2 separate regions of the Homo sapiens genome follow, and region 2 is linked to region 1. A link is an interaction called in ENCODE POLR2A ChIA-PET data of the cell type or tissue named here. Cell type or tissue: MCF 10A. All regions are shown on one strand. Links, peaks and the distances in the headings refer to the core of each region. The heading gives the core; the rest is flanking DNA.

Region 1 (13,468 bases), core at 2,930-10,929:
GCCAATGAGACAAAATTGTACAGACTTGTTTGTTTTACCTGTTAATATCCCAAGGAACTGTTGTTCTGCGGGACACTCTTTTTTATTTATTTATTAATTTTTTGAGACGGAGTCTTACTCTGTCGCCCAGTCTGGAGTGCAGTGGCGTGATCTCGGCTCACTGCGAGCTCTGCCTCCCGGGTTCACGACATTCTCCTGCCTCAGCCTCCCGAGTAGCTGGGACTACAGGCGCCCGCCACCACACCTGGCTAATTTTTTGTATTTTTTAGTAGAGACGGGGTTTCACTGTGTTAGCCAGGATGGTCTCAATCTCCTGACCTCATAATCCGCCCACCTCGGCTTCCCAAAGTGCTGGGATTACAGGCGTGAGCCACCGCACCTGGCCTCTCAGACTTGTTTGTTTTAAAGGAGGAGAGGAAGTTCTAGATATAAGCAGAGATTTTTTTTTCTTTTTTTTTTTTTTTTTTGAGACAGTGTCTCACTCTGTCACCCAGGCTGCGGTACAGTGGCACAATCTCGGCTCACTGCAACCTCCGCCTCCCTGGTCCAAGCGATTCTCCTGCCTCCCAAGTAGCTGGAATTACAGGCATGTGCCACTGCACCTGGCTAACTTTTGTATTTTTAGGAGAGACGGGGTTTCACCATGTTGGCCAGACTAGTTTCGAACTCCTGACCTCAAGTGTTCCACCTGCCTTGCCTTCCCAAAGTGCTGGGATTACAGGCACGAGCCACTGAGCCCAGCCTATGCAGTGATATTTTGACATAGGATTTGAGTAATTTCCAATTCCAGTTTTGTAACATGTTACCTGACATGTAAAGGCACTCAATAAATAACTGTTGAATTACCGAAGTAATGAATGACGAGTTACGTATTTCAATGCATTCAAAACTTCTTATGGGAAGTCTTCCCTTACATTATCTGTGCAACTTGACCTCATCTTGGCCCTTCTGCCATAATGCAAGGCCTTGTGCTTATGCTGTTGTCTCTGCTTAAAATGCCCTTTGTCTCGTAACCCATCTGGAAAATGTCTACTCACTTGTCATAACTCAGTTCTCACATATATTGTTAGAGAACAGTGTAACTATGTAAAATGAACATAGGCATTAGAGTTGCAAAGACCTAGGTTCACATCCAGGCTCTCACACATACAATGGGAAGCTGTCCCAAGAGTTCTTTCTGTTAACTTTTGGTTTACTAAGTGATAAGGAAAACAAGAAAAACTGTTTTACCAAATCCAGTCATCATTTTCCATGGCTGTGAATCATATTTCTGCAGGCAGTCCAACCTAGTAATAGACAAAGCCTCATATTTGGCTTTGCTCAATGTCTTAAACTGCTGCCAAGTAGAAACATGGCCATGAGTTGAATAGCAAACGTATCTGATGGCATTAAAATCTCAGCTATAACTGGATGCACCAGAACTTTCACTTCATTCAATTTCTGGATTTCAACCAGGTCAAACATGTTGACTAAGCTTGGGCATTGCTGTGCTGCAGGCGTCCATACTTTAAGTTTGGGGTTGACCAAAACTGGGCAAGTTCAGTGAGGCATTCATGGCAAGACTGTGGGAAACCAATTGGAAGGGTGGAGCCCCTCATCCTTCCACTAAACATACATTTTCAGCTTGTACCCTAATCCACCTTGTTGACACACCAGGTTCATGATGCATTTCATCCATTGTCAACACCTTGGCCGTTGAATTCACAGATATGCTCAGCTGTCACCTTCTCTCTCAAGCCTGTTTTCCAGAACCAACACAGAAATACCTGAATTCTACTTTTGTCATTATATATCAAGAGGTCTAGATAAAATAAAAATGTACCTAAAGGGCATGAAATTATAGGCGTTTTGAAACAAACTTCAAGGTAATACCAAACCTATTTTTATACAATTCAGCTACCACATTGCACATTCAACATAAACAAGACCGCCCTTTAACTGAAAGGTAATTTTTGAGACATACTAGGTTTCATTCCTTAGGCAAGTTTCCTAAACTCTCTGTTTCAGTTTCATTGGTATCACATGTGAAGAATAATACCCATGCTGAGACTTTAAAAGAGTATATTAATATATATAATACATTATTTGTAATAGATTATTTCATATGTTATATATCATATAGATTATTACATATATTAATATATGTGATATAATCTATATGATATATAATAATATATGTAGTATATGATGTATGATCTATATAATATATGTAATATATTATGCATAGTGTATATATTATTACTCATATAAAATATACATTATTACATATATTATATATCACATTATTCTATATGTAATATACCATATATAATAATATATGTCATGATAACATGTAATATTACATATATGTTATATGTTATGATAATATATAAAATTAATATATAATCTTATATGCTGTTAATATATAATGTTATATGTTACATATAATATTAATATATAACATATCATTCATATATACTACATATACACTACATATGTACAGTATAAGGATTAATGTATAATATATAATATATCTTACATATATAACATTTATTATATGTTATATATTATTATTATATTTTATAATAACATTGTATTATATGTTATACAATATATAATATGTATGATTATATAATTGATATGTAATGATATTATGATTATTGATATATAATTATTATATAATTATACAATTGTAATATTATATTATACATAACATAATATATACTACATTATATTATATGTTAATATATATGATACATTGTAACATATATATGTAAAAATATATATTACATAATTATATATCATATATGTAATAATATATTGTATAAAATTACATATATAACATATTGTATACATACTATATAATATACATGTTGTATATATACTATATAGTATATATCGCACATATAATATGTATCTATACTATATATCATATAGTATATATTCATATAATATGTAAATATGTATAACATATACATATTATATATTGCATATATAATATATTATCATATATACTATATATTATATATACATATAATATATGTATACATATACAATATATATATTTCTATTTTACAGTTGATTTAAACTGAGGCACATAGTGGTTAAGAACTTGTTAAAACTCAGAGAGCTGGAAGGTGGAAGAGCCAAAGTATTTGACTCCAATAAATGTATACATATATATATATATGTATACATATATGCACAAATATATGTATAGATGTATATATAATATATGTATATAAATATATGCATACGCATATATAATATATGTATACTATACATACATACGCATATATAATATATGTGTACTATACATACATACGCATATATATGTGTACTATACATACAGACGCATATATATGTGTACTATACATACAGACGCATATATAATATATGTGTACTATACGTACATAGGCATATATATGTGTACTATACATACAGACGCATATATATGTGTACTATACATACAGACGCATATATATTATATGTGTACTATACATACAGATGCATATATAATATATGTGTACTATACATACAGATGCATATATATGTGTACTATACATACAGACGCATATATAATATATGTGTACTATACATACAGACGCATATATAATATATGTGTACTATACATATAGACGCATATATGTGTACTATACATACAGACGCATATATAATATATGTGTACTATACATACAGACACATATATAATATATGTGTACTATACATACAGACGCATATATATGTGTACTATACATACAGACGCATATATAATATATGTGTACTATACATACAGACGCATATATAATATATGTGTACTATACATATAGACGCATATATATGTGTACTATACATACAGACGCATATATAATATATGTGCACTATACATACAGACGCATATATAATATATGTGTACTATACATACAGACGCATATATAATATATGTGTACTATACATACAGACGCATATATAATATATGTGTACTATACATACAGACGCATATATAATATATGTGTACTATACATACAGACGCATATATAATATATAATATATAGTATATATACACATTATATGCAATACATTATACAGTATATGTACATATATGTACATATACTGTATAATATATAATATGTGCAATATTATATTATATATTATTATATATTATATCATTTATTAATATATCATTTTATGTGAAATGCATAATATATTAATATATGTAATTCATATTATATATTACATATAGTATGTAATTTAGATTATATATTACATATAATATGTAATTTTGATTATATATTACATATAATATGTAATTTTGATTATATATTACATATAATATGTAATTTTGATTATATATTACATATATGTAATTTATATTATATAATCATATATTATTATATTATAGTGCATGACATATTATATAATTATGTATTATTATATGTTATATATAATTACAGGTTTTCTGTTATATATTATAATATATAATGATCATATATAATATGTAATATGTAATAGTTATATATTGCATTTATAATAATCTATTATTGTGTACCCAATAATCTATCATTGTATATATTATATATTAAGTATACATTATAATATCTTATTGTACATAAATTATATGTTACATATATAATGATATTTTATTGTATATGAAATATTGTATATATGATACATAATATAAATGTATGTAAAATAAGTATTATATACATAATAAATATTATCATGTATAGTATGTATAATAATTTGTTATCACATATTTAATAATATATTATACTTATGTATATAATACACACACTATATATATTTATATATATCTGGCACACAGTGGATGCTCAATATCCTATTGGTATCTGTAAGTATGCCTCAAAAACTCTACTTTTTACATTGTTTCCTCCCTCAGTACTGTGCTTATAGAATGTGTGTCTATCTACTTTGTGCAACTACACATTCCTTGTGTTTTTTATGAGTGTTGTGGGAGAGGACAGATGAATAATGTACGTTGAGTATCTGCCATAGACCAGGCTTAAGTGAGATGCTTTTCATACAGTATTTCGTGGCTCCTTCCCCAAACTCTGTAAGGAGACATTGAATCCCCATCACAGGGTGATGAAAGTCCAAGGACCTTGGACCATGTGTGATGCCATATTCTCTGCATCATATTTGTGCATCGTAGTGTAGGGACCGAGGTCAAAGCAATTGTTCAGTAAATATAGGAGAATTCTCCCTTGGATTCTTTTTTTTTTTTTTTTTTTGAGACGGAGTCTCGCTGTGTCACCCAGGCTGGAGTGCAGTGGCAGGATCTCAGCTCACTGCAAGCTCCGCCTCCTGGGTTCAGGCCATTCTCCTGCCTCAGCCTCCCGAGTAGCTGGGACTACAGGCGCCCGCCACCACACCCGGCTAATTTTTTGTATTTTTAGTAGAGACGAGGTTTCACCGTGTTAGCCAGGATGGTCTCGATCTCCTGACCTCGTGATCCGCCCGCCTCGGCCTCCCAAAGTGCTGGGATTGCAGGCATGAGCCACCGCTCCCGACTCTCCCTTGGATTCTTGAGGCCCCTTCCTGGAGTCTAATGCTCACTAAGGCTCGGTATTTGTGAGCAAGCACTTTGGAGTCAAATACTTTGGCTCTTCCACCTTCCAGCTCTCAGACTTTTGACAAGTTCTTAACCACTATGTGCCTCAGTTTAAATCAATTGTAAAATGGAAATCATGATAACATCTACCTCATATTATATTTGTTTTCAGAATAAAATGAAATAGTATATGTAAATTATTTTGTATAGTGCCTAGCATATAGTAAGTGCTCAATAAATGTCCCCTGAGTGGCACTACTGGAAAGATTCAGGAAGCTGCCTATCCAGCGTGGTAGGTCTAAGCCTCAGCAGCCTGCAGAAACTTGGGTGCTGTTGTTCACGGGAAGTGAAGCCCATTTTTAGCTGTGACAGTCTCACAGTTGACAAAGGAATGGTATTCATTTCCTTCAAAAGTTGTTTTGTTCTCTTTCCAAGGCTTTAGGGCAAATACTGGCTCAATAGGAAGCTCTCCGAAGGGTGAGTCAACAGTCACTCATTCTAAAAGGTGATTCACATGCCAGAGTGTGCAGTCCACAAATGTTATGGGGGTGGTACCTCTTGGGGAGAGACTGACAATGCCCTTAAATGAGTTGTTTATGATCACAAGCTGCTCATGAACAGACATGAGAACAGATGTGCCAATTAATTTCTCATATCCCCTCCACACTCCTTCACAAAGGGCACAACTCTTTCTCAAAAAGATGCTAAACTTGAGAATGACTAGCATCATTTCTCCCAAACCCCAGGCCTTTTCAAAACTTGGGCTCACCGAGAGTCAGAGGTAGAGCTGGAGATTTGGATGTTTCAAAGATTTGTGCATTCATATTGAGGTAAAATGAGAAAATTCTTGAAAAGCTGCCTGGAGGGGGATTTTGGAGTCTTGGGGGATTTCAGTGGATTGATGGCCTTGCTCCTGAATTTTTACTTGATGACAAACATTTTGTCAAAATCCAAAATTATTAATCTAATATTTTTCTGTTTGTTTCTTCCAGTAGACTGTGCACACCTCAGGGATACCAAATCTTACTTTGTATCTGTAACAGGTATGTTTGTGAAGTCCAGCATTAGCAATGTGTCAAAATGCCTGAGTCTGAATCTGAGCTTTAGGCAAGTTATTTAATCTCTCAGTGCCCCAATTTCCTCATCTATAATATGGAGACTCCAAATAATACCTACCTGGTAGGGTTACTGTGAACATTAATTGATCTGATGCATTGCCACTCAAAGTGGGATCCAAGACCAAAACAGGTCTACAAACTGTTAGCTGTCCCCTGACAGTTACCTACAGGAAGTAAGAGTAACCTCTGTAGCCGTTGCATTTTACCACAGTAGTTTCATTATATTTTACAAATATATTGGACAGTAGTAGATCATAAAACAATTTTTTAACTAGTTCTTCATCATTATTTGAGACCCACTAGTAATGTATCTCTTCTAATATAGATGTGTTCCAGCATCTGCTTATTAAAATGTATATTGTTTTATTATAAATACACTCCTCTAGCTTCTTCTTCATGATTTTTCCTTCATGGTTGTCTTTGAGCTTGGTGCGTCAGTAGTATGATTTCTATTTCTGGATTTTTTTTTTCTTTTCTTTTTTGAGATGGAGTCTCACTCTGTCGCCAGGCTGAAGTGCAGTGGCACAATCTCGGCTCACTGCAACCTCTGCCTCCTGGGTTTGAGCAATTCTCATGCCTCAGCCTCCTGAGTATCTGGGATTACAGGCATGCACCACCACATCCAGCTAATTTTTGTATTTTTAGGAGAGATGGGGTTTGATCATGTTGGCCAGGATGGTCTCGATCTCCTGACCTTGTGATCCACCCACCTCAGCCTCCCAAAGTGCTGGGATTGCAGGGATAAGCCACCACGCCTGGCCTATTTCAGGATTTTTAAAGGAGATACGTATAATGTGTATTACTACAAGTGGGTGTTATAGAGTTGACAAGCACTAATGAAGAGTTTTATTTAATGTAAGGGCTTGGATTTGATTCTAGGATGGAGTAAGAGTGCTATAGTGTTCTAAGTGAAAAACCGGGGAGCATGATGTGAGAGGGGCTTCTAAGAAATTTCATCCTCTGGCAATCTGATGGGTGATAGGATCTCCTTCTGGGTTCCAGGAAAGCTCCCTTGATGAGGTCCTGGTTGAAAGCATCCTTTCCCACCTAATAGGGAACTCCATATCGTAGAGTATGGATTTTGCTCAAAATTAACTTATGAAATATTGGACCAGAGCAAATATTTAACCAGTGAAACTGTCATAAAAGTTACTGTTTTCCAAGTCTGCTAGTTCAAAAGCATTTAAGGGGGTGCAATTTTCTCTTCTGTGTAATGAGAGATTTATAATAGATGAATAATAGTGTGGTATAGCAGAAATAATAAAGGCTTTGGAATCAGACATAACAGTGTTTTTGTTTTTTGTTTTTCTCTACCACCTATTGACCAGCAAGTAACTTAACCTCTGGGCCTCAGATTCCTCACCTGTAAAATGGGGAAAATGACACTTCACCTTGTGGGCTCTTGTGAGAGTGAACATGATAATGCAATGTGTCCCTGACATATAGTATTTCAAGCATTGTTAGCTGCTATCCCCTGTCCTTATGTTTTCATGAAGGCATTTCTGTAAAGTAAATTAAACATGGCTGTAATTTTTTTACTATTCCTGTCACTGACTAGTGGAGTCTAATTCTCCACCCCTTGAGTCTGAGCTAATGTTAGTGACTTGCTTGACCAACAGAATGTAATAGAAATCATGTTCTGGGACTTACAAAGCCAGCTTGTAAGAAACCTTGTAGCTTTCATCTGGGCCTCTAGAAAAATTAGCTATGGGGGAAGTCAGCTGCCACATAAAAAAAAAAAATCTGATTAGTCTAAGTCTTTCATGCTGTGAAGAAGCCCAAGCTAGAAAAGTAGGGAGGCCAATGGGAGAAGAGATGCCCTGGCACACCAGCCATCCCAGCCCACATACCAGGCACAAGTGAAGAAGTATTCAGAAAACTCCAGAGCCAGCCACCATCTCTGACTATAATTGTATGAAAGACCCTGAGTGAGAACCACCCAGCTAAACAGAACTGTGAGAGAAAATTGTACTCTGTCTAGGTAACCACTGGTTTAGGAATGGTTTGTAAAGCAGCAGTAGAAAGCCAGGGCATTCTGCTAGAATAAAATTTTTGGTCCTCCTGCCTCTTGCTAACTAATTAGTGATGGATGGTTTCACAATAGTTTAGCCTCCATTAGTCTACAATCCCATATCGGCTGGGGTTAAGGTATTCAAACTGGTGCTCCCACATGGCCCACCCTTCCTTCCCATTTTGTGACCTGTGAGCTTTCTCTTCCTTCTGCTCTGTGAGGCAGGTGGTTGTTTCTTGGGGGAGGGCTGCTTGCCCAGCTGTGTCTAGGTAGCTAAGTATGAAGAAGCCAATTTTGCTTCAGGGTGAGGCTACTTTTGTCAGTCTAAATCTGGTGTGTTTATCTTCTCTTTGACTCAACTGGTTCAGAACCAGTGGGGAGTATTGAGACTGGCACCTCAGGGAGACCCCCAAGCTTCCAGCTCTGACATACAGCAAAGTAAATGGTCGAGTGTTAAGCCGATTCCTAACTTGCCCTATGCCCTTGCTTATAAGCAATTCTTGCCCATATTGCTAATAATGTGTTTAATTTCCTCAAATTTACAAATGACCTAAAAGAATTAGAGTCATGGTTAGTAAGTTTGCTGGTTTCTCTTGACACTTTCGATGAATGGCTTATATTAAGCACATTACAAAGAGTAAGACAAAAACTTTCCACCAAAGCCAAGTTGGTAAACAAAGCCCCATAGACTGCCATCATAACCTGTACAAAACTCAAACACAACTTCTGATTTCCTTGGTCAGCCTGAAGCCGACAATGTGCATCTGCTCTATTGAATTCTGTTGGGCCTTTATTATTTCTTTCAGTTACCGCTGTGCTACTTCCAATTATTCTTGCTGTTCAGGACAAAAAAAAGAATGAAAATTCTGTTAAGGTTACAGATATGGCATTTTCTGCCTATTTTGTATGATAATTGCATTTCCTTAATTTATTCATCCACTCAGTAAATTTTGAATGCAGAATTTAAAATAATAGCAGCATTATTCATACTAGCCAAAAAATGAAAACAACCCAAATGTCCATCAACTGAAGAATGGGTAAACAAAATGTAATACAATTGAGTATTATTTGGCAACAAAAAGGAATGAAGTACTCAACATGGATGAACCTTGAAAACATGATGCTAAGTGAAAGAAGTTACAAAGCACTACATATTATATGATTCCATTTACATGAACTATCCAGAATAGGAAAATCTAGGAAGACAGAAAGTTGACTAGCGGTTGCCAGAGGTTGAGAAGAAGGAAAGGAGTGACAGCTGATGAGGTTTCTTTTTGGGGTGAAACTGATGTTCTAAAATTAGATGATGGTGATGGTTACACAAGTCTGTGAATATGATTTTTTTAAAGTTGATTTGTATGCCTTAAAGGGTGAAAGTTATGGTATATGAACTATATATTAATAAAGTTGTGATGAAAAAATAAGACCTTTATTTGGGACATAACTGAAAAAATAGGAAGAATGTTGATGGCCTAATAATATTAAAAGACAAAAAATAGGTGTTGTGAACTGAATGTTTGCATCCTCCCAACATTCCTATGTTGAAGTCCCCTAATGTGATGGTATTAGCAGATGGGGCCTTTGGAAGGTGATTGAGTTTAAATTAAGTCATGAGACTGGGCCCCTCATGATGGGATTAGTGCCCTTATAAGAAGAGCAAGAAAGTGACACCTCTCTCTCCACAAGCACACACTGAGGAAAGGCCATGTAAGGACACCACAAGCAGGCACCATCTATGAGGCAGGAAGCAGGCTCTCACCAGACAGTGAATCTGCCAGCACCTTGATCTCGGACATTCCAGCCTTCAGAACTGTGAGAAGTAAGTCTGTTGTTTAAGCCACCCAGTCTGTGGTATCTTGTCATAGCAGCCTGAGCTGACTCTAACAGCAGGATACAAAATTCAATATAACCATAACTATGTAATACAAATGTACAGGACAAAAAATACATCTAAAAAAGGCTCAAAGTGTTAACACTATTCTCTCTGAGTGATCAAAATACTTTTTTTTTAACTTCTGTTTTTAAAGTGCTTGTAAAACACCAAATAGTAGCTCACGTTGACTGGCCTCTTCCTCCACACCAGGATCTCAGTTGGTCCTCACAACTATCCTATGAGGCAGGAACTGAGCTCTACATGCCTGTATTTTACATATTGGAAAAGTGAGACCCAGAGAGGCTAGGTAATTTGTTAAAGATCGCACAGCTACACATGACAGAGTATATATTCAGACTTCAGTCTGTCGGACTCTACAACTTGCACTTTTTAAGTGCCAACAGCAACAAACTTTATATTCTTCCTTTCCCTCGCCCCAAATTTACATTCCAAACATGTTATGCTACTGTAAAATCTTAACCGTTATTTGTGTATTCATATTTTGATACTGAAGGGAGGAGAATAAGCCTACTGGGGTGGCTCAAAAGCTTAGGCTGGCCTGAGAGAGTAAATTGTCACTTTGAGAATATGAATGAATTATTAAAGCCCACTTAGTAACTTGTTTCATCCAAGGGCCTCCTTCATCCTTTCCAGCTTTTGTTTATTTTATTTTATTTTTCTTTTAAAAGCCAGCCAAATTTAGCAGTGGATGGGGGCTGTATACCAACTTTAGTGACATTAATGTTAGTAAGTTCTGCTAACCCACAATCATCAACCTTTTGTTTATTTTAAAAACACCTTCTCGGCCAGGCGCGGTGGCTCATGCCTATAATCCCAGCACTTTGGGAGGCTGAGGCGGGTGGACCACTGGAGGTCAGGAGTTCAAGATCAGCCTGGCCAAACTGGTGAAACCCCATCTCTACTAAAAATACAAAAATTAGCTGGGCATGGTGGCTGGTGCCTGTAATCCCAGCTACTCAGGAGGCTGAGGCAGGAGAACTGCTTGAACCCGGGAGGCAGAGGTTGCCGTGAGCCTAGATCCCACCATTGCACTCCAGCCTGGGCGACAAAGCAAGACTCGGCCTCAAAAAAAAAAAAAAAAAAAAAAAAAAAGAAAAGAAAAGAAAAAGAAAAGAAAACCTTGTCAATGGCTGAACTGTGGAATCACAGAACCCCAAGGCTGGTAAGACCTCAAAAGCCATCAAGCCCAGTTCCCAATGTGATGGTACATCCTGAAACCCCACCCCCCCATCAAGGAACACCCTAACGATTACTCAAATACAGCTCCATGAGCAAGAGCTGCCCTCAACACCATGATCCCAGCATGGCCCAGCTCTTGGCTGCATCTGTGTTCTCACTTTGAGAGAATTTACTACCACCAAATTATCTGCAGAGAAAAATAGAGCAAATAGACTGTTGTCCTTACTTTTCCCTCATGGAAAAGGAATTTTAATGTGCTGCAACAAGTTGCTTGTCCAACACATTCAAGATAAGTCAGTGTCTAACTATGGCAGGAAGTGTCACCGATGCTCTGCCAAGAAGCACCTAGTGCCAGGCCAGGCTGCCTCTGACCAGGAGCTTCTTCCCGACGTTCCTCCTGCTCCAATCTTCCATATCTCAGCAAACGGCACCTGCATCCCTCGCACTGCTCAAGCTGAAAACCTAGGAGTTATTCCTGTTGCCTCCCTCTTCCTCACCCCCACAGCCAATCTGTCACCAAAGCCTGTTGATTATACCTCCAAAATATATCTCAATTTCATCTAGTTCTCTCCATTGCCACTACCCATGTCCAAACACTGTTGTTTCCCATCTGGACCCCTGCTCTCCCCACTTTCACAATAGTCTCCCCGAAACACACACACACACACACACACACACACACACACCACAGTCTATTAGCCATCCAATACCCAAAGTGATCTTTGAGAAAAGTATACTAGATATGCCACTCTTCTGCTTAAAGCCCCATAAATAGCTTTCCATTGCACCAAGAATATCATTAAAAATCCTCCCTGGTGATTCCTAGGGCCCCTGTGATCTGGCCTCAGCCTACCTCCTGGCTTCATCTCACACCACTCTCCAGCTCATTCATTGTATTCTAGCCTTGGTGGCCAGCTTTCAATGTCTGCCTGCCTTGGGGCTCCCACGATACCATCCTGGAATATTCTCCCTGCACTGTCCTATCTTGCCATCCGCCCCCACAATCTTGCTATGACTAGTTCCCATTCCTCCTCCAGGCATCAGCTTAAATGTTTCTTCCTCAGAGAGGTCTTCTATGACTTTATATTAGCTCCCTGTGAAGGCCAGGGCTCTTCTCTTGCAGATATCAGAAACCCAATTCTAATTGATTTAGTTAAATAATAGTCTTCCAATTAAATAAATAAACACAAGAAAATTTATTGACCCATGGAACTGAAAAGTGTAGAATTCTTGCTTTAGGCACATGGAACCAGAGCTCAAATGATGTCATCAGAACTGGATTCGGCTCCATCTCTTCATGCAAGCTTATATTCAAGAAATATTTATTATCTATTATACACCAGGCACTCTTTTAGGTACTGGGGATACATCAGGGAAGAAAAAAAAATCCTTGCCTTCAGGGAGCTGTCATTCTAGCAAGGGAAGAGGCACACACACACACACACACTAAAGATAGTAAATAAGTAAAGTATAAACCTATATTAGAAAATGTCCCTGCTGTGAAAAAAAAAAAAAAAAAAAAAAGAATAAGATAAGGCAGATTAGGAGTGCCAAAAGTTGGGAAGCAGGTCTTGCCATTTTAAGTAGAGAAGTCATGATAGACCTCTATAAGAAGGTGACATTTGAGGAAAGATTTGAAGGAGGCGAGGGAATGAGCCCTGTGAATATCTGAAATGGACAATTTTTAGGCTGAAGGAACGACCGATGAAAATCCC
Region 2 (8,000 bases), core at 1-8,000, 1.0 Mb before region 1:
AAAGAAGAATCTGATTAGGGCTATGTCTCGTTTCTGGCAGACTCCAGCTGGAAGAACTGGAAAACATCTTACCTTTACCTTTACATATTCTTTGATATTTGAATTTCTGAATTTTGGCTACATCTCACAACTTAAAGGACCATAAAGGTTATATTATCTAAGTGACTTTATATTTATCTAAAAAAGTAATGGAACCACCAGGATTTTTAACCAGAGCAGGGAAAAACTAGCTCTACTGCACAAATGCAAAGGGATAATGAGAATAGAAAATAAAGTTATAATTTTGTATTCTATCTCAATAATCATGTTTGTGCTACATAATTTTTTGTTTGCTCCATATAACTTGTTAAAAACAAGTTAAAAACAAGATATGCATATAAAAACAAGTTATATATGCATAATAAAGATCGGATCAATATATATTAAAATGTTAACAGGTTGGATAGCATGGGTAACAATTTTTTTTTCTTGTCAAGTTGCTTATTGTGTTTTCTAAATTTTCTACAGTGGCATATATTAATTTTGTATTTGTAGGGAAAACATGTAATGCCATATATATATATATATATATATATATATATATATATATATATATATTTAAAGTTATGCTTATAAAGACAGTCAAAATGACTCGGGCTCACCTTCCCCTTTCCTGAAAGGCAGGGCTCATTATGGGTCCCTGACACAACGTGGAGAATACCCTGAGAATCAGTGCTGTCATCAGAAACAGCACTGCTGAGTTTTTCAATTTCTCCAAATAATTAACATAAAACTGAAATCTCATGATCCCACTTGGCTGCAGGAAATCTGAAATTACCACAACATAACAATATGAATTTAGTATGGAAATGCTGACACATGCTAAATATAGTCACCCCCACAATATATTTCTGTTCCAAAGGGTTTATTTGAAGTTGGCCTCCAAATTCATACTTTTTGTCAGCAGGCAGGAGCCGGACAATCTTAATTTGCAGCACGCTACCCTCTTTGTTTGAGAGTCTAGACAGCACAATTAATACAGTGACTTTTCTTTTTCCTTTTGCCCACACAATGAAAGCTTTTTAAAAACAAAATATTTTGTAAAATAGCATTTTAATCACTTCTTTTCTTTCTCTCTATAAGGCAGAGCTATAAATAAACCATGAAAGTTCACATTTGATCATCACTTCTGAAAGCAAGTGAAGGGTTTCTGGAGGAAAAAATAGGGGCCCTGTACCACGGCCATGAAAGACTGCATTCATGGGTTTGACCCTTCCCTGGTGTGTCGAGGCTGAGATACTAATCAGCACACACTGCTCACCACTTCTCTTGTGGCAGCACTGGCAACAGCCAGGCCTGCATGTGGCCAGGGGAAACACCCAATTCTCACTGTAATGACCTGGCCTGGGAGCTACCAAAGGGCTGTAGGCCATGTTGGAGTGAGTTACCAGGGAAATGAGGTTAAAGGAAGCCATGGGTTCTTCAGTACCCTTGGAAAAGATGTGGATTCCATGAGTGGTAGACTTACTGATGTTGGCAATTTTGGGAGCAGAAGATCTAGTACCTTCTCCCCTACCCTGAGGAAGGGGAATAATGGGCTTAAGCCTTTTGGGGAAGACTGTCAGTAGTCTAGCCCAAGGTACTACAGGGCACTGCAAGCTGGGCAATTCCAGAGTCACCATCTATAGGGGAGAATATAGCAGAACTTAGTGTGGTGGAAACAAGCTATATATGAACTCCCAGAAGGCAGAAATCACATCACTGTAGGCCTAATGTCTAGCACAGTCCTAGCACTTACAGGTGCTTGGTTAGTGTTTGCAGAGTTGCCAAAGGAAAAAGTGATGGCAGTGTTTCTTAAGTGGCATCCATAAACTCCAGGGAATTCTCATTAAGATTCCAGAAGAAAATACTGGAAGTGCCATTTATATGACTTTTTTTGGTCTTAAGAAATTAATTACACTTTACCAGCATTTAATATATGGATTGTTACTAGACAATTTATCAGTTTGGCCACACATCAGTCAGTCATGAGTCACATAAGATGTGTGAGGTTCTTGTGAGGAGAGTGGGAGCTCTCCAACTCCAGGGATGGCCCTATGGCACTCCCTTATATGTCCTCAGCTTCCAGAATTGCTACATGTTGTCGTTTGCATGTTCCAGGTTAGTGATTAATAGGTATTAACTAGTTTAAACTAACCCTCACAAAATGGACAAGCAGCTAAAAAAGATTCAGTCAATGGATTTGCACGTGATGGAGATAATTATCACCAGTTCACCATTCAGATTCAAGTAAACAAGAAAATGGTGATGTATTTACTCAGTACTAGCTCCTCATATTGTAAGGTAAAAACAATGAAGACCTAGTCAAATAAGACAAGGATTGGGAAAATAATCAAAATTATCAAGAAGATTGCCTTAGATTTCGATACATAGGCACATACAAAATCATTTAAAAATCATCAAAAATCATTTTAAAATTATTAAAAACACACCTGGCCATAGACATATAGTGTACTTTTACATGTTGCTAATATTAGCATGAAGCCATCATGACAGGTAAACACATTGGAAATACTTTGGTTCAGCTATATTTCACTTGTTTTATAGAGTAAATAATCTATGAACACAGTATAGCACATCATGCTTTTTCATAAATAGGTTTTCATGTACTGAGGATGCATACTCAAAATTTATTTTAACTGATGGGGGTATATGGTTAAAAAACACTGTGGTGTCTGTTGACTTAGGGGCCGACTACCACTGCCATTGCCATTTTACTGGTTTAAGCTTTGTACTCTGTGCTGTGCTGATTATTTTAAGTACATGATCTTTTTAACCCTCAAAAGGACATTAGGACACAGATCATCTATCACCACTTTGTGAATAAAGGAACTGAAAATAGAGAGAATATAAGTAATTTTCCCAAGGTCATAAAGCCATTATGTAGTAAAACCAGAATTCAAGCCCACTTCTGACTCCAGGCCATTGCAAACCCTACATTCGGACTCAGTGGTACCATTCTCCCTGTCATGAAAACAGCCTGATTCTTGAGTGCCCTAGGCTGGAGTTCAAATCCTACTTCTGCTGCTTATTAGCAGGTGTGATTACCTGGAGTGAGACGAGCACGTGTGTATCAGTGAGATGCATCAATACAGGACACTGTACCTTTTTTTTTTTTACAGATGCTGACACATAGCTCTAAAATACAGGAATCTGCCTTCCTGAGGAACTCTGACTCATTTGACTGGAACAACAAGTTCACATGCTAATGTGTGGGCTGAGGCACGTGACCCCTCCATAGAAAAACAGAAAATATATCAATGTGACTTTCCTTCAACACGCATTAAGAAATGGCTAGTTGTTCTCTTATTTATTTTGCTTTCTTTTCCTTTTGACACAGTCATCTTTTGACCTGCACCTGGTATTCTGTGTAACCCCCATGAATTGGAGACAAAAATATCAATTGAGAAGCAGGAAGGGATGAGAGAAAAAGAGAGTGGGAGAGGTCTTTATCATTACTCATGATATGAAAACTGGCACCTCATTTATAATTTTAAGTACACTATGTGCACACATTTACATATCTTTAGAGTGTTGACTATATGGGTGTATACTTCATCAAAATTCATCAAGCTGTACATTAATATCTTTGTATTTCACCTTATGTGTACTATATCTCAATTTAAAGTTTGCAAAAGAAAATGAGAAAACAGAACTGCATGTCAGTATATTTATATTTTATTTTATTTTCAATTATAAAAATGCCTACCAAGAGAAAAAAAAATTTTTAGACGCCCAGTCCTCTAATTTTGACTCTAAAACATACCTCAAATTGGTCTCTTGGTCATAAAGGAGGGGAGGAGTGGAAGCTTTATAATTCTGTAGGAAATGGAGGCATTAGCAGAAAGATACTGGGTTTTAGAGATAAATGGGCTTGGGGTTGGATCCAGGCTCTGCTACTTATCAGATGTGTGAATCAAAGCTCAGTTTTCCCATTTATTAAGTGGGAATAATAATATCTACTCAGTGTTGTTGAAAATTCCAGTATCCCATTCTCTGACCACTACTGCCTAACTGGTCTCTTGACTTCCACTTTGGTTCCCCTTATAGCAGTCAGGACCAGTCTAGGTGATTTTTCAGAAGCAGAGAAAATAAAGGGCAGTGATTAAAATACAGACTGACTATAACAGACTGCCAGAATTTGAAACTGGATTTTTACATTTACTAGCTGTATAATCACGGAATAATTACTTAATTTCTTCATGCCTGTTGCCTCATCAGAAAATGGGGATAAAAATATGCCTTTCATAGGACTGCTATGAGAAGCACGTGAGTTATTTGAGGTAAAACACAACAATGCCAGCATATAGTAAATGCTACATAAACTTTAGATATTTATTATCCCTTTAGCATGCAAGCTCCATGTGGCCAGGGGTGTGTATTGGATTCATGCACCACACCAAGAACTGTGCCTGGCCAGAATAGTTAATCTATAAGGATTTGTTAAATGAATCAATGAATGATTTTACCTCTCTGGGCTGTTTTTACCTACAACACTCCTGACACCAAATGTATGGGTTTTTTCCTCACACTCACCAATTCTCCAACTCTCCTGCCACCAATTGCATGACTTATAATTAAATTTGATTCAATTCTGACACTGACCCCAGTTAGTTAGTGTCAGACCCCACAGCTTCAGGGCTCAGTCCAGCAAGACTGCCCACACTTCAGATGCCAATCACAAGTCCTGGGTCTCCTGTATTTCTGACCAACTGACCGCAAATTGGAGGTTTCCACAAACTCCACCCCCCAAGGCTTGATAATTTGCTAGAATCGGCTTATGGAGTTCAAGACAACGGTTGACTTACTATTACCAGTTTATTATAAAGGATAAAATTCAGGAACAGCCAAATGGAAGAGATACATAGAGCAAGGTATGAGGGGAGGGAGGTGCAGTGGTGCAGTGAGCTTCCATGCCTCCTCCAGGCATGCCATCCTCTCAATACCTCCCTGTGTTCACCAATCCAGAAGCTGTCTAAACCCCATCATTTAGGGGTTTTTATGAAGGTTTCATTACTTAGGTATAATTGAGTAAATCATTGGCCATCGGTGATTGACTCAATCTCTAGCCCCTTTCTCATTCTGGAAGGTCAGGGGAGGGGCTGAAAGTTCAACCCTCTAATCATGCCTTGGTCTTTCTGGTGACCAGCCCCCATCCTGATGCTACGGAGGGGTTCTCAGCCATCAGTCATCTCATTACCATACACATGGAGCTTAATCTAAGCTCCATAAAAGTGAAGTCCTTGGCTTTCCTTTCTTTGAAGTATCCCTAGCTTTTAGCAGGGATTCCAAGAATTTTAGAAGCTGTGTGCCAGGAACTAGGGACAAAGACCAATATTTATTTTTTAACACGTCCTTGCAACAGTGTTCCATCGCTTTTTGAATAAAACTCAAATGTCATAGGGTGGACTAGAACTTCAGGATGGAGTTTATGCAGATGTCTCCAGTCTCATCTCATGCCCTGCTTACTGGGCTGGCCATGCTGGGAACACACTGGCCATCTTGCTGCTGGCTGAACATGCCAACCTTCCTCCTGCCTAAGGCCTTTCTGAATCTCTCAGGAATGGTCTTCTCCAGGATCTTTGACTGTCTGGCTTTTTCCATATGATTTAGGTTCTCTTCAAACATAATATTGAAAAGACTGCCCTTGGCCACTCTTAGCAGAAGCAGTGCACTCTCCTAAACATCTATGACATCATCTCATTTTCTTTTCCTCATAACCCTTGATAGCACATCATCATCTGAAATTATATTTTTAATTGTTTATTGTCTGCCTGCTTCTCTGTGGTCCTCACCTCTGCTCTCCTCCCTCCTGAATCTAAGCTCCATGAAAGTGGAGTCGTTGGCTTTCCTTTCTTTGAAGTATCCCTAGCTTTTAGCAGGACATTTGTTAAATGTAAGGTGAAAGTGCAAGTTTATTGAATGCCTATTTTACGCAAGGTACTGGTATACAGATCTTGCCTCCCTTGATCCTCACTAACAGTCTCTGAGGAAGGTCTTATTATTTAAATTTACAATGAGGAAATAAAGGCTCAGAGAGGTTAAGTACTTGCTTAAGCTAGTAAAGGGCTAAGCCAGGATTTGAAACTTGCTTTAGCTCATGAATAAGACCAGGCCCATTCCTTAAGAAGCTCACAGTCAACAGGCAGATCTCCAGCTTTAGTTCATGACAATTTATTTTCTTCTGATGACTTTGGGGCCCTGTAAAGCCCTAAAAGCCTGCTTTCTTCACTGTCAAAGACAAATTCAATTATGGTCATTATATTGTGCTTACAAAGGCAGGAAGGTGGATTCACTGATGTATAGAATGACTGTTCATATTAATTATTGAAACAAACAAAATTACTGCCAGCTGTATGACCCTGAGCAAGACCCTTCCCCTCCCTGGGACTCACTTTCTTTATCAGTAGAATGAGGGGGTTGGAGTAAATTATCTCTGAAGTCTTTGCCAGCTCTGCAATCTGTTGGTTTTGTGCACATGTGGTTTTCTGATTAACTCTCAGTTGACAAGTTACTCCTTATTCCTCACGGTACATTCTATTAGGGTTTTGCTCAGCACACTCCGACAGAGAATATACCCACAGTGTTTTCCTAGCAAGGGAAAGTTTCATTCCGATTCAGTCATGGGCAAATACGGCACAGGGGAGTGGTTTTATACTAGGTAAGGCCATCAACCTCTGTTGTGATACTCTGAGATGGGGTCCTAATATATGGCCTGGCTGCAAAAGAGTTGGATCCAAACATGAATAGGGAGCAAGTATTCATCCCATCTACATGAGTTTGACTTACTTCTTATGGATTTCTCAAAGTAAAAATAGGAAGCTTCTTGCTAAAAGCATCAGACAGATGATAGGTTCCAAAACTGCAAGCTGTCACTCATCTAATAATCTATTGTTGACTGGAAAAAAATATGATCTTGCTGATATGTGAGGCTGAGAAGGTATATAGTACTGCCGTGAGCTGTAATTAAATAATAGTAACTCAATAACAATAATTATAATGGCAACTGATATTTGTTGAGTACTTACTATGGCCTAGCACTATATTATTAAATACGTTACCTAGTTTGTATTCCCAGTTCAAAGACAAGAAAACATATGGCTTTGGAACCTATACTTTTAAACATTTGCTGTGAAACAAAGACTTCAGTGATATTTAGATCATAATCCAAACCCTAGTTCTGCCATGAACATCCTGAGTCTCAATTTCCTCATTTTAAAAATGGAAATTTTAGGCTGGATGCAGTGATTCACACCTGTAATCCCAGCACTTTGGGAGGCTGAGGTGGGAGGATCGCTTGAAACGAGTTTGAAACCAGCCTGGGCAAGATAGGGAAACCCTATCTCAACAAAAACATAAAATAAAAATTAGCCAGGTGTGATGGTACGTGTTTGTAGGCCCAGCTACTCAGAAGGCTGACTGAGATAGGAGGATCCCTTGAGTCTGGGAGGTTGAGGCTGAAGTGAACCTCGATTGTGCCACTGCTCTCCAGCCTGGGCGACACAGTAAGATGCTGTCTCAAAAAAAGGGAAGTTTTAATACCTATTTTATAGGCCTATTGGATGGACTAAATGCTTAAAAGTGCAGATATTGTTATTATTACTATGTACCTATCAACTGAAATAAACTTTATTTTCCCAGAAACTTTATTGAAAGGTAAGTGTTGCCATGTGTGTATGTTTCAGGTGGGTTGGGGAAGGTGATAACAGTCATTATTCTCAGGCCTCCTCATTATCATTTCCAGACAAGTATTCCTGCAGTTGCAGGCAAAAAAGCCTGTTCCTCTGAGGTTTATGCCACCTAATGATGGAGATACAATGACACATGTCTCCCCTGCATCTCACTGCTGTCACTGTCAGCCTCTTGTTTCTGTCCCTATGTTAAATGAGGCTAAGGCTCCTAGATCACAAGCCTCCCTATCTACCTGGAGGTTTATCATTGTCCTGGACAACTTCAGCATC

What was found. ChIA-PET counts read pairs that join two places held together with the same protein. Peaks named below come from ENCODE experiments on the same cell type or tissue, not always from the same donor. Only the 100,000 strongest peaks of a DNase experiment are listed, where the experiment ranks them.
Region 2: POLR2A ChIA-PET joins it to region 1 with 6 read pairs; 5 of 35 experiments call an interaction of 5 or more read pairs at or near these places.

Annotation. Positions count from the first base shown.
Region 1 is chr1:58,720,141-58,733,608 of GRCh38, reverse strand. The region is part of intron 5 of LOC112268263 (a long non-coding RNA gene); the gene reads right to left. Among named protein-coding and RNA genes, the nearest start is that of MYSM1, 27 kb to the right of the region's middle. RefSeq lists an enhancer at 5,560-6,759 and a silencer at 6,721-6,770. In MCF 10A, for the core only: no CTCF peak of the experiment used is centred there; a DNase peak (open chromatin) is centred at 6,018.
Region 2 is chr1:59,746,065-59,754,064 of GRCh38, reverse strand. All of the region lies in intron 14 of FGGY (FGGY carbohydrate kinase domain containing), which reads right to left. Among named protein-coding and RNA genes, the nearest start is that of MIR4711, 17 kb to the right of the region's middle. RefSeq lists a silencer at 1,231-1,320. In MCF 10A, for the core only: no CTCF peak of the experiment used is centred there; a DNase peak (open chromatin) is centred at 3,234.